2 separate regions of the Homo sapiens genome follow, and region 2 is linked to region 1. A link is a contact called in ENCODE Hi-C or POLR2A ChIA-PET data. All regions are on one chromosome and are shown on one strand. Each heading gives the region's core, a stretch centred on a gene start or an enhancer-like site at or near the end of the contact. The rest is flanking DNA. Distances are from core to core; before and after follow the strand shown. Region 1 holds the start of ZNF780A (zinc finger protein 780A). Region 2 has its middle 48 kb from the start of MAP3K10.

Region 1 (7,550 bases), core at 1,847-4,346:
ATAAATCCATATATTTATAACCAACCGAGTTTTGAGGAGGGTACCAAGAACATACAATGGGGAAAAGAGAGACTCTTCAAAAAATACTGTTGTGAAAAGTAGGTATCCATATGCAGAAAAATGAAATTAGACCCTTATCTCAAACCATTATACAAACATCAACTCTAAACAGATTAAAGACTTAAATGTAAGATCCTAAACTATGAAACAAATAGAAGAAAACATAGGGGGAAAGCTCTGTGAAACTGATCTGAGCAATGATTTTTTTTGGGATATGACCTCAAAAGCACAGGTAACAAAAGCAAAAATGAACGAATGAAATTATGTCAAGCTAAAAAGCTTCTGCACAGAAAAGGAAACAATCAACAAAGTGAAGAGACATCTTGTAGAATGAGAGAAAATATTTGCAACCATATATATGATAAGAGATTAAGATCCAAAATGTATGCAGAAGTCAAACAACTCAACAGCAAAAAAAAACCTGATTAAAAGATGGGCAAAGGACCTGAACAGGCACATCCCAAAAGAAGACATATAAATGGCCAACAGTTTATGAAAAAATACTCAACATCACTAATCATCAGGGAAATGAAAATTAAACCCGCAATAAGATATTAGCTCATACCTGTTAGGGTGGCTACTGGAAAGACAAATGTTAACAAGTATTGGCAAGAAAAGGGGAACGCTTACACACTGTGGGTGAGAATGTAAATGGGCACAGCCATTATGGAAAACAGTATGGAGGTTCCTCAAAAAATTAGAAATAGAACTACCATATGATCCAGCCATCCCACTACTGGGAATATATCTCCAAAGGAAATGAAATCTGTATGTCAAAGAGATATCAGCATACCCATGTTTATTGCAGCATTATTCACAATAGCCAAGATATGGCATCAACCTACGCGTCTAACAATGAATAAATGGATAAAGAAAATGTGGTATATATGCAGGTATATTTACACAAGGGAATACTATTTAGCCATAAAAAGCAGGAAATTCTGTCATTTGCAAAAACATGGATGAACCTGGAGAACATCATATTAAGTGAAGTAAGCCAAGCACAGAAAGACATATGATCTCACTCTTCAGCCAAATCTAAAAAAGTTGATATCATAGAAGTGGAGAGTAGAATCGTATTTACAGATCTGGGGTAATGTGGGTGAGGGAGGAAGGAGGGCAGTGTTGACTGGGGAAATGTTGGTCAAAGGATACAAAATTTCAGGAAGATAAGAGAAATAAGTTCAGGAGATCTATTACACAACAGGGTATCTCCAATTAATAACAATATTCTGTAGTCTTGAAAAATGCTAGGAGGGTGGATATTAAGTGTTCTCACCACAAAAATGATAACTATGTGAGGTAATGCATTGTTAATTAGCTAGATTTAGTCATTCCACAATGTATACATACCATAAAACTTCATGTTGCACATGATAAATACATACAATTATATCTGTCGATTTAAAAAGAAAGAATTTCTGTCCTAGATCATTTGAGCCCCTCACTCATTTTCTTAATATACAACCAGCAGTCGCAATGAATCACATATTCCCAATGCTCCTGTTCTGTAGAGAGTCAAGGGGAATGACTTAAAATGACTACACAAAAAACAACAGTTAAAACATATTAAACATTATTATATGCCTAGCACTGCTCTAAGGGGCTTTACGATATTAATTCATTCTAATGACAGAACCAATATTCCAACCCAGATACTCTGGATCCACTCCCCTATTCTTAACCACAACAGTGTACTGCCTCTCACAGTACACACACACACACACACACACACACTCACACACACACGCCTAAAACACAACTGGAGCTGCCAAACCTCAGAGAGATCTGGCAAGTATTACAAATATCATCTCATGGACTCCCTGGAAAAATCCTGGCTCTTGTTGATACCAATTTCTGTGCGGTCACTTTTCCACTACCGAATGCCTCACAGGCAATGGAGATCATCCAACCATCTCCATTCTTCCCTGTTTTGAAAAGGAGGTCTGTAAAGACCAACTGATGTCTAGTGTGTGATTCCACCTAAACACTAATCTCCTCCTTCCCAAATATGGGTCTAAAATGGAGCTTTAATATTAACTACTGGAGGTGTATTTCTATACCAGCTTCGAAAAAGAGAGCGCACAGGAAGGTGTGAACGATTTGCCAAATTGTTTTGTGACTATTAAGTGGAAAGGTGAAGGAGGGGGCACGAATCAATTTGCATATCCCCCTAGTTTCACTGAAAATTTAAGGGGAAATCTCAATATTCTAAAATCAAAAACGCATGTCTTGAACAAATACAAAGCACAAACTCACCCTTGACTTTAGGTGTGCAGCAGTAACGCTCTCATCCTCCTCCAGGTCCTTCTTTTGGATAAAAATACGACTGGAGAAGGATACGGCAAGCGTGAGACTCCAGGCATTTCTTGGAGCGCAGACTAAGTTTGAAAACACCCTCCCTCCATAGCCACAATTTCCCTCACTTCACACGAAATAGGAAGGAAGTAAAAGGAAGAGGAATCGATTCAACCAGTACAACCAGTTTGGAGCTGGTTTCTGGGGACAGAGCTCTGAGGACGCTGTGGTTCTCAACATGTAGCTGCCCCCCTGGGGAACACTCGGGGGCACTTCTGCGCTTTCTTGTGTAAAGCTTCATTCTCGGCTCAATATCTGACCTCCCTACTGGGGCCATTCCTCTGCTGCAGTCCCCGCAGCTGTGAAGCGGAAAGAGGGAGGAAGCAGCAGGAGCCTAGGGGCACCGGCACAGTGTCACTCAGCAAAGTGCGCTGCGTCCACACGCCCTCCCGGGCCTGTGCATAGAACCTCACGCACACACTCACAGTCCCCTCCGTCACTCATGATCTCACAATCCCCCTCCTCTGATACCCGCGCACACACACGCCTGGGGATCCGGCAGATCCCGTCTGCACCCCCGGGTTCCTACTCTGAGCGCCTCCCCCTAGGCCACCCGCACTGTCGGGTCAGTCAGGCTGGAGCCCCAATCCGCAGAGATCTCCCGCAGCCACAGATCTCTTCCTCAGACGTGAAGACCTTACCCCGCTATGTCGTCGACCCCGGAGACCGGAAGTGGACTGGCGCGGTGGCCGCTGGGAAATACAGTCCCGAACAGAAAAAGCCTCAGAAGCCTTGAGCTGTGATCCGTTCAGGTTGATCCCAGCATACTATGGGGGCTGACCCCTAAGGGAGCCGAGCCTAGTGGATTCGTGGGAGTTCCAGCCCGCGGGGTGCACAGGTTGTTGCCATGAGCAAGGATCCCCATGTGAGAAGAGCGTTTCCCTCTCGGAGCGTCAGTATAATTTACTTTTTCTCTCCATGGAGAATGCAAATGAGCAGAACTTTTAAAGAAGAAAGAAGAATTTAAAGTAAAATTATGTCAACATGTAGGTGCTTTAACTCCTTTGTCTCAGACCCCAGCGATAGGCTTCCACTTCTCTGTGCTATTTGAAGGGGACTTAGGATAAATTTGAAAAGCTTGAACTAAAGAATTGGTTGGTTATATACTAGGAGAGGAAGTGTGGTTCACATTGGAGATTTCAGAATCAAATGTCCTGGATTCTTCGAGACAATGTTCCTGTTATCTGGAGAGAAAAACGTGATTCAGGACGACATGGAAACGGATAAAAATACACAGATAATTACTTGCCTTATCTTGAAGGATGAATAATTAACACTTTGTTAAAATAGTATAAACAAATGCAAAAAAGGGCTTGCTTTTCCTAGGAAGAGCCTGATTTCACTGTTGTAGTCTAACAATATTTAACTTTCAAAATCATTTTTCTAGTTTCCTATGCTACATAAGGAGGAAACATGTAATAATAAAGAGCAAAACGTCTTTTCATTCCAGAATTGTGACAGAAAACAAATAAGATGATTAACTCAACCATATCAATAATCACATTAAATGTAAATGGTCTAAACACCTTAATTTAAAAAGATTGTCAGATTGGATTTTTTAAAAAGTCAGACCCAAATGTGCATCAATGATAGACTGGATTAAGAAAATGTGGCACATATACACCATGGAATACTATGCAGCCATAAAAAGGATGAGTTCATGTCGTTTGTAGGGACATGGATGAAGCTGGAAACCATCATTCTGAGCAAACTATCGCAAGGACAGAAAACCAAACACCAAATGTTCTCAGTCATAGGTGAGAATTGAACAATGAGAACACTTGGACACAGGGTGGAGAACATCACACACCGGGGCCTATAGTGGGGTCGGGGGAGGGGGAAGGGATAGCATTAGAAGATATACCTAATGTAAATGACGAGTTAATGGGTGCAGCACACCAACATGGCACATGTATACATATGTAACAAACCTGCACTTTGTGCACATGTACCCTAGAACTTAAAGTATAATAAAAAAAGATAATTAAATAAATAAATAAACAAAAAGTCAGACCCAAATGGGTGCTACCTACAGGTAATATGTTAAATGAAAAGCACTAAAAGGTTAAGAGTAAAAGGATGGAAAAATATACACCATCCTAACACTAGTCAAAAGAAAGCTGGAGTGGCTTTATTAAAAACAAAGTAGACTCCGGACATAGACTATTACCAGAGATAAAGAAGGGCATAATAATGATAAAGGAGATAGCTCATCGAGTAGAAAAAAACAAACATAAATTTTGCTCCTAAAAGCAAAGCTTCTAAGTATGGGAAGAAAAATCTATTAGATCGAAAAGGAGACAGATCCACAATTATAGTCAGATATTTCAATATATCTCTCTTGGTAATTGATAGAACAAACACAGAAAAGCAACAGGGTATAGCAGATTTGAGCTACATATCAACTTACTTGATCTCATTTATATTTGAGAACACTCTCCTCAATGACAGTAAAATTCATCTATGTGGACAGGGGATACTTACCAGTATAGGCCATATTCTGGGCCATAAAACAAGTCTCAATAAATGTAAGAGGATTCGAGTCATACAAAGCATATTCTTTGACAAAAATGGAATTAAATTAGAACTCAATAATAGCTGAATATATAATATATTGTCCAAAGTAGTACAAATTCGAAAAGGTATGAATACTAAGGTAATTGAAATTATGTAATGTTTGAAAAATTCCTGTATTAATTATAATATTCTGTTATATCCTAAAGGGTGAAACAATAACATATATACGTTAAAGCAAAATAACAATTTTGTAGTAAGGAAAAAAATTTTTAAGCTATTTATGTTGACTAAACATTAGAATAAAGCGGAGAATAATTATATTTAAGTATATTCTGATACTTTAATCGATTTCCTAACCAATATCACCATTCTTTTTAAGTATTTTCTTTCAATGTGGTCTATTATTTTTAAATTTTGATAAAATTTTATGCAATCTTCAATGTTGGACTTTATGTTTAATAAACTCAAAATTATAGCTACCTTCAAATGACTCTTCTCTGAACACCATACTTTTTAAACTGAGATATATACTCTGTATATACTAAGGTAACCAGAAGTCTCAGAATATATCCAATGAAATGGAAGATATCCTCACAAGTATTGTGAATATTGAATATGGAAAAATTAGATTGCAGTTCATATTCTTGTAGTTAATGTATCTTGCCTTCAAGGTACATCTCTTTTTTTGCCATCTCTTTTTTGTACCCTAAGAAGGGTACATTTCTTTGATAATTATCTTTACAAGGCAAACATATTGGTTCTATTTATGATTCCTTTGAATGTTAAGCCAAATTTAGATGCTGCAGTAACATAAGGCTTCTCAACTGCGCTCCATTCTGACACAAATTGCAAATTGATCCAGTTAAAAATTGGAGCATCATCAAAAGACTATTCCCATAGCTGAAGAAATTCCTCAGTAAAATTGAAGAATTTCAAAATTAAATCCTGTATGCCATCTGATATTTCATGACTTAATTCATTCAGTTTCTTTCTTAATTTGTAGGACTAAATCCCATTGTCTTCATGTTGGCCAGTTCTGATAACTGAAATTCAGTTGAATTTCTATGTTGAATAGGAGTGGTAAGAGAAGACATCTTTGTCTTGTGCCAAATCAACACAATCTTAAACAACCAAAGGATTAAAGAATGAATACAAAAATTTAGAAAATATTTTAGATAAATACAAATAAAAACACATGTTACCAAAGTTTATGATATGCTTATTACTAAGAGAAAAATTTATAGCTCTACATGCCTATATAAAAGAAGAAAGATGTCAAATCAACAACCTAACTGTACAACTTTAGGAATTAGAACATGAAAAATAGCAAAACAATAAATAAATAGAAGACAAGAAAGGAAGGAAATAATAAAAATAAGAGTGGAGTTAAATAGAGAATAGAAAAATAATACAGAAAAATTACAAAATTAAAAGTGGTTCTTTGAAAAGATCAAAAGAAGTAGCAAAATCTTAGCTGGATTGACTGAGAAAAAAATAGAAAAGACTCAAATTACTAAAGTCAGAGGTGAAAGTGGAGACATTACTAACCTTACAGAAATGAAAATGATTATAGAAGAATATTATAAACAATTGTATGCCAACAAAATAAACTAAATGGAAAGGAACAATTCTTTTTTTGCAATATTTATTTATTATTATACTTTTAAGTTCTGGGATACATGTGCAGAATGTGCAGGTTTGTTACATAGGTATACACGTGCCATGGTGGTTTGCTGCACCTATCAACCTGTCATCTACATTAGGTATTTCTCCTAATGCTATCCCTCCTCTAGTCCCCCACCCCCGACAGGCCCCAGTGTGTGATGAGGAACAATTCTTTACACAAACTGTCACTGATTCAAGAAGAAATAGAAAATCTTAAGAGGAGTGATGTCAGCAAGATTGGAGAATGGGACTTTCCAGCACTTAGCCCTCACATCAATTTAAACATCTGTTTACTCATGAACAAACTTTCACAAGAGCTAAAGTATCCAAGTAAGAGATTAGAGCACCTTGCTGTAGCACAGAAACAGGAAAAGATACATTAAAGAGGCTAAGAAGGAGCGTTTTGCATTACCTAGTCCATCACTCTCCCAAGCCCAGCCCAGAAATTATAGTGTGGTGAGATACCCTCCGTGTTAGAGGATGAATAAAGTGAACACCAACTTTGCTGTGGACCCTGGCAGCAGGACTACTCCACTGAAACCCAATGACCAGCTGGCCCCCTTGACCCAAACTCCAAGGTGGCACCCTCAGCTCCAGGCACAAAGCTGGCACCCACAGATCCAAGCTCCAGGATAACCCCCATGGATACAGGCTGTCAGCCTACCCAGCCCCTGTGGCTCCAGTCTCTAAGCTGGCTCCCATGGTCCTACACTCTGACAAACCCAGGGTTCAAACCCACTCCACCGCATCCAATATCCAGACCTGGCCCAGGAGACCCCAAGTGCCAGGCCAGCTCCTAGAGACCAAAGCTTTAGAACCACACCTAAAAACACAGGCTCCAGGCTGGCCTCCATATCCCTAGGACAGCACCCACAGCCTCAAGCTTCAGACTGACCCCTGTGGAATCCAGACCCAAATATGCCCCAGACCAGACCCAAGCTCCAGGCTGG
Region 2 (7,550 bases), core at 3,225-5,724, 53 kb after region 1:
GCCTGGGCGACAGAAAGAGACCCTACCTCTTAAAAAAGCAAAGTGTCAAAGTCATGAAACACAAGCAAATACAGAGGAAATGTTCCTGTCTAGAAGAGACACAACAACTGAACACAATATGGGAGTCTGGAACAGAAAAAAGGAAAAAAAAAGGACATCAATAGAAAAAGTGTTAACATTCAAATAAGATTGGTAGTTTAGTTGATACTGTGATACCAATGTTAATTTCCTAGTTTTGATCATTGTGCTATGCTAATAACAATAGGGGGAGCAGGATGAGAGATATGTGGGACCTCTCTGTACTATCTGCACTTTTCTGCAAGTCTAAAATTATCTAGCATTACAGCTTCCACCTCACTCTCTGCGTTAACTTGCTCACCATCTGGCCCTCCCCACAGTCCCCATCATGTGGCCTAGCTTCCCCTAGAGCAAGTGGACCCAGAGGAGTGTGAGTGAGCCCCCTTGGAAGGGCATTCTCCAGTTCCTTTAAACCCTTCTGATGACTGAACCCCAGGCCAGTGCCTTCGAACCAGAACCATGTGGATAAGCTGCTCTCAAATACTTGACCCACAAAAAGTGTGTGAGACAATAAATGTTTACTGCTTTTACCTCCCAGATTTTCTTTTTGAAATTCAGAAAGTTGTTGTTGCACATAATGACGACTAGATGGCACCAGAATTCCAAGGATAGAAGCAGGCTGCCAGCATCATGAACTCAATTGCCTCTGAGTTTGTTTACAAATTTATTGCAATCCCAATACAGATATCATCAAGGGTTTTGTGTGTGTGTTTGTGTGTGTGTGTGTGTGTGTGTTTTCTTTTTTTGCCCCAGAGCTAGAAAGAAGCAGTAGCAGCCGTGGCTGCCACCAACTTAGGCAGTAGCTCTACCAAATACTTAAAACGATATAAGTGGCCAGGCGTGGTAGCTCATGCCTATAATCCCAGCACTTTGGGAGGCTGAGGCGGGTGGATCACCTGAGGTCAGGAGTTTGAGACCATCCTGGACAACATGATGAAACCCCATCTCTACTAAAAATACAAAAATTAACTGGGCATGGTGGTGGGCACCTGTAATCCCTGCTACTCGAGAGGCTGAGGCAGGAGAATCCCTTGAACCCGGGAGGCAGAGGTTGCAGTGAGCTGAGTTTGCACCATTGCACTCCAGCCTGGGTGACAAGAACAAAACTCCGTATCAGAAAAATTAAAAATAATAAAAATAATACAATAAAAATAAAACAATATGTGCCCTTGCCATGGTTGGGGCTAAAAAAAAAAAAGTAAATAAAAACAATATTTTAAAATGTGTTACTGATGCATAAATAAGCAGACAGATCAAAAGAAGGTTAGAAAATCCAAAGACAGAAGCAATTGCTGATGGAGATTTATATGATGATATAGTAATTTCTAATTCAGGAAGGGACTTTAGAAAAGGTTTTAATTTAGTAGTGTAGAAACAACTAGATGACCACGTGAAAACAAAGAAGCTTGAATGCATTTCCCACCCCATATACCAGATTAAATCCTAAACATATCAAAGATCTAAATGAAAAAACACAGCCTCACAGATAATAAAACACTGGTGAGTTCCCTCATTACCGGGGAGGGTGTAAATTTTCCAAACTATTACTCAAGATCCAGAAGCCATAAAAGAGAATTTTGTTAAATGACCAAACAAAAAAAAAACAAAAACCTTTTGCGTGGCCACAAAATAAGCCATACACAACCAAAAACTACAGATGACAAAATAAGAAAAATATTTACCACTTATATCACAGAAGAGAAAGAGTTAAAATCCCTAAAATATAAAGTGTCTAAAAATTAAGGGAAAAAAAACAAGAAACCTATTGAAAGCGGGCAAGATACATAAACAGAGAGTTCACGTTAAAAAATGCAAATGCCACCTAAATTTATAAAAATAGCCAGACACAGTGGCTCATCCCTGTAATCCCAGTACTTTCGAAGGGAAGGTGAGGGGATTGATTGATCCCAGGAGTTTAAGACCAGCCTGAGCAAGATGACAAGACCTTGTCTCTAAATAAAATAAAATAAATTAGCTGAGTGTGGTGGCACACACCTGTGATCCCAGCTACTCGGGATGCTGAGGTGGGAGGATGGGAGGACTGCTGGAGCCCAGGAGTTCAAGGCTGCAGTGAGCTATGATTGCACCACTGCACTCCAGCCTGTGTGACCGAGTAAGACCCTGTCTCAAAAAATAAAAAATAAAATATCACACCTGTAATCCCAGAATTTTGAGAGGCTGAGGCAAGCAGATCACCTGAGGTCAGGAGTTCAAGACCAGCCTGGCCAACATGGCATGGTGCATGCCATGTTGCAGCCAGGCAACATGGTGCAGCCAGGCATGGTGGCATGCACCTGTAATCCCAGCTACTCAGGAGGCTGAGGCAGGAGAATCGCTTGAGCCTGGGAGACGAAGGTGGCAATGAGCCAGCCGAGATTGTGCCACTCCACTCCAGCCTGACTGGCAAAGCAAGAGCCTGTCTCAAAAAATAAAAAATAAACTAAAGCTCAGCCTCACTCATAATAAAAGAAACACAATTAAAACTGCCCTGAGATCCTATTTCTCACCTAACAGATTAGCAAAAATCCAAATGTTGGACAGCCCTCTTGTTGGCAACGCTGTGGGGAAACAGGGACTCTTCCATTTTACTGATGGAATATAAAAAGATAAAACCTCCATGGAGGAGAATTTGGCAATATCTAGTGAATTTGCCCTTTGACTCAGCAATCCTACTTCTAGGAATTAGGTCCAAAGACACAGACAGAAATAGGAAACTTCATATGAACGTGCCTCTTCACTGGAGCCCTACGCATGATAGCAAAAAACTGGAAACTATTGCAATAGCCATGAAGAGGGTGCTGCTTAATTCAACTATGCTATATCCACAAATACAGAGCACTGTACAGCTGTGAAAATAAGATATATTAAGATTACATATATATGTGATGTGTGTGTATGTACAAGTGTGTACACACGTGTTTTTTTGTTTTGTTTTTTTGACTATTTGTTTGTTTTGTTTTGTTTTGAGACAGTCTTGCTCTGCCGCCCAGGCTGGAGTGCAATGGCACGATCTCAGCTCACTGTAACTTGCACCTCCCAGGATACAAGCCATTCTCCTGCCTCAACCTCCCTAGTAGCTGGGACTACAGGCACGTACCATGACGCCCTGCTAATTTTTGTATTTTTAGTAAAGATGGGGTTTTGTCATTTTTACCAGGCTGGTCTTGAACTCCTGACCTCAAGTGATCCGCCCACCTCAGCCTCCCAAAGGTCCTGGGATTACAGGCGTGAGCCACCACACCCGGCCCATGTGTACACACATATATAGTCACCTCCAAGATGTAGTTAAGTGAAAAAACCAAGGTGCAAATTGGTATGAACAGGATGTACCTTTTGCTCAATAGAGAGGAAAATGAATACATATGTTCATTGGTTTATATTTTCCAAGTAAATGGAATGTCAAAACAATTTTTGCGATTGGGACTCAATCACCCACAAAACAATGGTTTTGGTTTTTTGTTTTCTTGAGACAGGGTCTTGTTCTGTCACCCAGGATGGAGTGCAGTGGTATGATCACAGCTCACTGCAGCCTCCACTTCCTGGGCTCAAGCGATCCTCCCACCTCAACCTCCAGAGTAGCTGGGACTGCAGACGTGTGTGACCACGCCCAGCTAATTTTTTACTTTTTATAGAGATGGGGTCTCATTATGTTGCCCAGGCTAAAACAATGTCTTAAAGTAATTTAAGATATATTAATTTGACATAAATCCCTAATGGGGTATATCCTCCTGGAAAAAAAAGCACCATAAGAAAATCTTAAACTATATTTAGTCATCATATTACTAGTGATAGTATTGATATTTTAAAATTTTATATATGCACATATATATTCAGATATGCATATATATTCACATACTTCAAAACGTATGCTGATGTCACTACAATTCAAAATTCTCTTTTTTTCTTTGAGAATTCAACATTCTCTGAATAAGAAAAAAGAGGCATAATAATAACATTTTAGAAGTTGTAAAGGGCAAAACTAAACTATGGACACACATTTGGATAACTAATTACTATAAAGAAACACAGAGATGATTGCTATAAAAGTCAGGCTGGCCAGGCACGGTGGCTCACGCCTGTAATCCCAGCACTTTGGGAGGTCCAGGCGGGCGGATCACCTGAGGTCAGGAATTCAAGATCAGCCTGGTCAACATGGCGAAACCCCATCTCTACTAAAAATACAAAAAAATTACCTGAGTGTGGTGGTGCACATCTGTAATCTCGCTACTGGTGAGGCTGAGGCATGAGAATCACTTGAACCTGGGAAGTGGAGGTAGCAGTGAGCCGAGCTCATGCCACCTCACTCCAGCCTGGATGACAGAGTGAGACTCTATCTTAAAAAAAAAAAAAAAAAAAAGTCAGGCTGAGGGTTAATTTTGGTAGAGAGAAGGGAGGGGCTGGGCCTGGGCGCCTGGGCTAGGGCACGTGGAGAGGCTTATGAACAGCTGGCAAATTCTATTTCTTGACTTACATGTGGTTACAAGTGGCTTGCCTTAAAATAACACAATTTGTGTGTTTCGCTGAATTTCAGGAACTCCTATTTTAAGAACTTCCTGGGGTTTTTTTTTTTTTTTTAACAAAGAAATGTAGTACTTTGTTTTTTAAAAGGAAGATTTTTATTATATGAATCAATACCTAATAAATTAGAAGCAAAGCCTCTTGCAGAGAAAAAGATCCACCAATAAGGAGATCTGCGTTTCTTCAGGGGAAAAAAAAAATCATCTCCATCACAGAATTGAAAACAAAGGAATAATCGTACAGATTTGGGAAGCTGGGGACTTTGCCTTTGTTTTCCTTATTTTAAATTAGGAATGCTGGCTGATGAAATCAGAGCACCCTGTGAAAAGAACTGTACCAGACATCTTGATCAGCACCATTTTGGGCCTCTGCAATGTCAAATAAATTTGAATATATTTTTGCTTTTACAACGTTATGCTAGCTGTGAAACCACTTGAAATGCAGCATTTCCTGACAATGACAAAGCTCCTCCACGGGAAACTCTCTTTCTTTCTAATGTGTTAAGAAATAGACTTACATCAAAAAGAAAAGCATTCTCTATGAAACACAAACGCTTTGGAAGTGTCTAAAGGTGCCACAAAGGTTGCAATTCTCTCTCCACTTGCAAGAATTTTTTTTTTTTTTTCCCGAGATGGAGTCTTGCTCTGTCACCCAGGCTAGAGTGCAGTGGCTTGATCTCGGCTCACTACAACCTCCACCTCCCAGGTTCAAGCAATTATCCAGCCTCATCCTCCCAAGTAGATGGGATTACAGGCACATGCCACCATGCCCGGCTAATTTTTATTTTTAGTAGAGACGGGGTTTCACCATGTTTGCCAGGCTGGTCTCAAACTCCTGACCTAGTTGATCCACCCACCTCAGCCTCCCAAAGTGCTGGGATTACAGGCGTGAGCCACCAAGCCTGGCCTTTTTTTTTTTTTTTTTTTTTTTTTTTAAAGACAGGGTCTCACTCTGTTGGCCAGGCTGAAGTGCAGTGGTGTGATCTCGGCTCACTGCAACCTTGAACTCCTGGGCTCAAGTGATCCTCCTGCCTTGGCCTCCCAAGGTGCTGGGATTACAGGTACCAGGTGAGCCTTCACACCCGGCTCACTTACAAGATTATAGTGAGATCAAACGTGGAGAACTTCTGATCCAGATTCAAATGGTCTAGATTTATATTCTGGCTCCCTCACTTACTAGCTGCGTGACCTTAATCAAATCACTTAACCTCTCTGATTCTGTGACCACACACATAAAACTGAGATATGACAATGCCTACCTCCTAGAGGTTGTCATGAGAATAAACTGTTTTAACAGAAGTAAGACACTTAGGACAGGGCAAAGCTATCTTGAGCCTTACTAGGCCAAGGGACCAGAGAAGCTCAGATCCAAGCACTCCATACTGAGTGGCCATGCTGCAAAACTCCCACAAACCCCAAATCAACACAGATTGGCTGGGCAAGGTGGCTCGCACCTATAATCCCAGCACTTTGGGAGGCTGAGGTGGGTGGATCACTTGAGCCCAGGGATTTGAGACGAAAGAAAGAATGAGAGAGAGAGAGAGAAAGAGAGGAAGGAAGGAAGGAAGGAAGGAAGGAAGGAAGGAAGGAAGGAAGGAAGGAAGTTAGGAAGTTTATTCTCTTACTGTTCTGGAGGTCAGAAGCCAACAATCAGCTTCCCTGGGCAAGCAAACAAGAAAGAGAAAAGAAAGGAAATAACACAGATTTATTCTCTTACAGTTCTGGAGGTCAGAAGCCAGCAATCAGCTTCCCTGGGCTAAAGTCAAGTGGTTGGCAGGGCTGATTCTTTCTGGAGGCACTGAGGGAAGACCTTATGTCCTTGTCTTTTTAGCCACCCGTATCCCCTGGCTCGTGGCCCCCTCCTCCTTCTCCAAAAGTGGCCCTCGGCTGGGTGAGGTGGCTCATGCCTGTAATTCCAGCACTTAGGAAGACCAAGGCGGGTGGATCACCTGAGGTCAGGAGTTCAAGACCAGCCTAGCCAACATGACAAAACCCCATCTCCACTAAAAATATAAAAATTAGCCAGACGTAATGGTGAGCACCTGCAATCCCAGCTACTCAGGAGGTTGAGGCAGGAGAATTGCTTGAACCCAGGAGGCGGAGGTTGCAAAGAGCTGAGATCACACCACTGCACTTCGTCTCAAAAAACAAACAAACAAACAAACCCGCATCCCTCTAATGTTTGCTTCCATTGTCACATCGACATCCCTCTGACCAACTTCTCCTGTGTCCCTCTTGTAAGGATCTTTGTGATTCTATTCAGGACCCACCCAGGTAACCCAGGATCATTTCCCCAACTGAACAAACTTAATCACATCTGAGAGTCCATTTTGCCATATAAGGGAACGTTCACAGGTTCTAGGGATTAGGATGTATAAACCTTCTTAATTATTATTAATACTTAGCCAAGCCTTGTGGGGCAAGAGAAACTTTTTCTTTTCTTTTGTTTTTTGGTTTTGTTTTGTTGTTGTTGTTGTTGTTGTTTGTTGTTGTTGTTGTTTGAGATGAAGTCTCCCCCTGTCACCCAGGCTGGAGCTCAGTGGCACAATCTCAGCTCACTGCAACCTCCACCTCTGGGTTCAAGGGATTCTCATGCCTCAGACTCCCAAGTAGCTGGAATTATAGGAACCTGCCACCACACCCAGCTAATTTTTGTTTTTTAGTAGAGATGGGGTTTTACCATGTTGACTAGGCTGGTCTCAAACTCCTGACCTCAAGTCTGCCTCGGTCTCCCAAAATGCTGGGATTACAGGCATGAGCCACTGTGCCCAGCCATGTTTTTTTTGAGACTGAGTCTCACTCTGCTGCCCAGGGTGGAGTGCAGTGGTGCAATTTCAGCTCACTGCAAACTCCTCCTCCCGGATTCAAGCAATTCTCGTGCCTCAGCCTCCCAAGTAGCTGGGACTACAGGCACCCACCACCATGCCTGACTAATTTTTGTATTTTTAGTACAGA

Evidence for each region. A loop is a pair of places that touch in the nucleus more often than their neighbours do. ChIA-PET counts read pairs that join two places held with the same protein, here RNA polymerase II (POLR2A). Pooled maps may share reads with other maps.
Region 2: a loop to region 1 is called in a pooled map, with 4 times the contacts of the local background. The contact joins the enhancer-like site here to the promoter of ZNF780A in region 1. A Hi-C loop is called at or near these places in 2 of 168 maps with a recorded cell type or tissue (Panc1 and endothelial cell of hepatic sinusoid) and 6 of 50 pooled maps. POLR2A ChIA-PET finds 5 or more read pairs at or near these places in 7 of 52 experiments (CD4-positive, alpha-beta T cell, GM12878, HEK293 and 4 more).

The regions. Positions count from the first base shown.
Region 1 is chr19:40,087,847-40,095,396 of GRCh38, forward strand. ZNF780A (zinc finger protein 780A) reads right to left here and starts at 3,097. Exons shown (of 6, transcript NM_001142578.2): 1 at 3,060-3,097; 2 at 2,320-2,389. RefSeq lists enhancers at 2,830-3,371, 6,799-6,888 and a silencer at 2,919-3,248.
Region 2 is chr19:40,139,322-40,146,871 of GRCh38, forward strand. No RefSeq gene overlaps it. Among named protein-coding and RNA genes, the nearest start is that of MAP3K10, 48 kb to the right of the region's middle. RefSeq lists enhancers at 5,182-5,331, 5,952-6,001. Within about 2 kb of position 4,475, at least 7 of the 41 ENCODE cell types and tissues checked have a DNase peak (open chromatin) inside an H3K27ac peak, as active enhancers do; they include GM12878, where a contact is called at or near this core.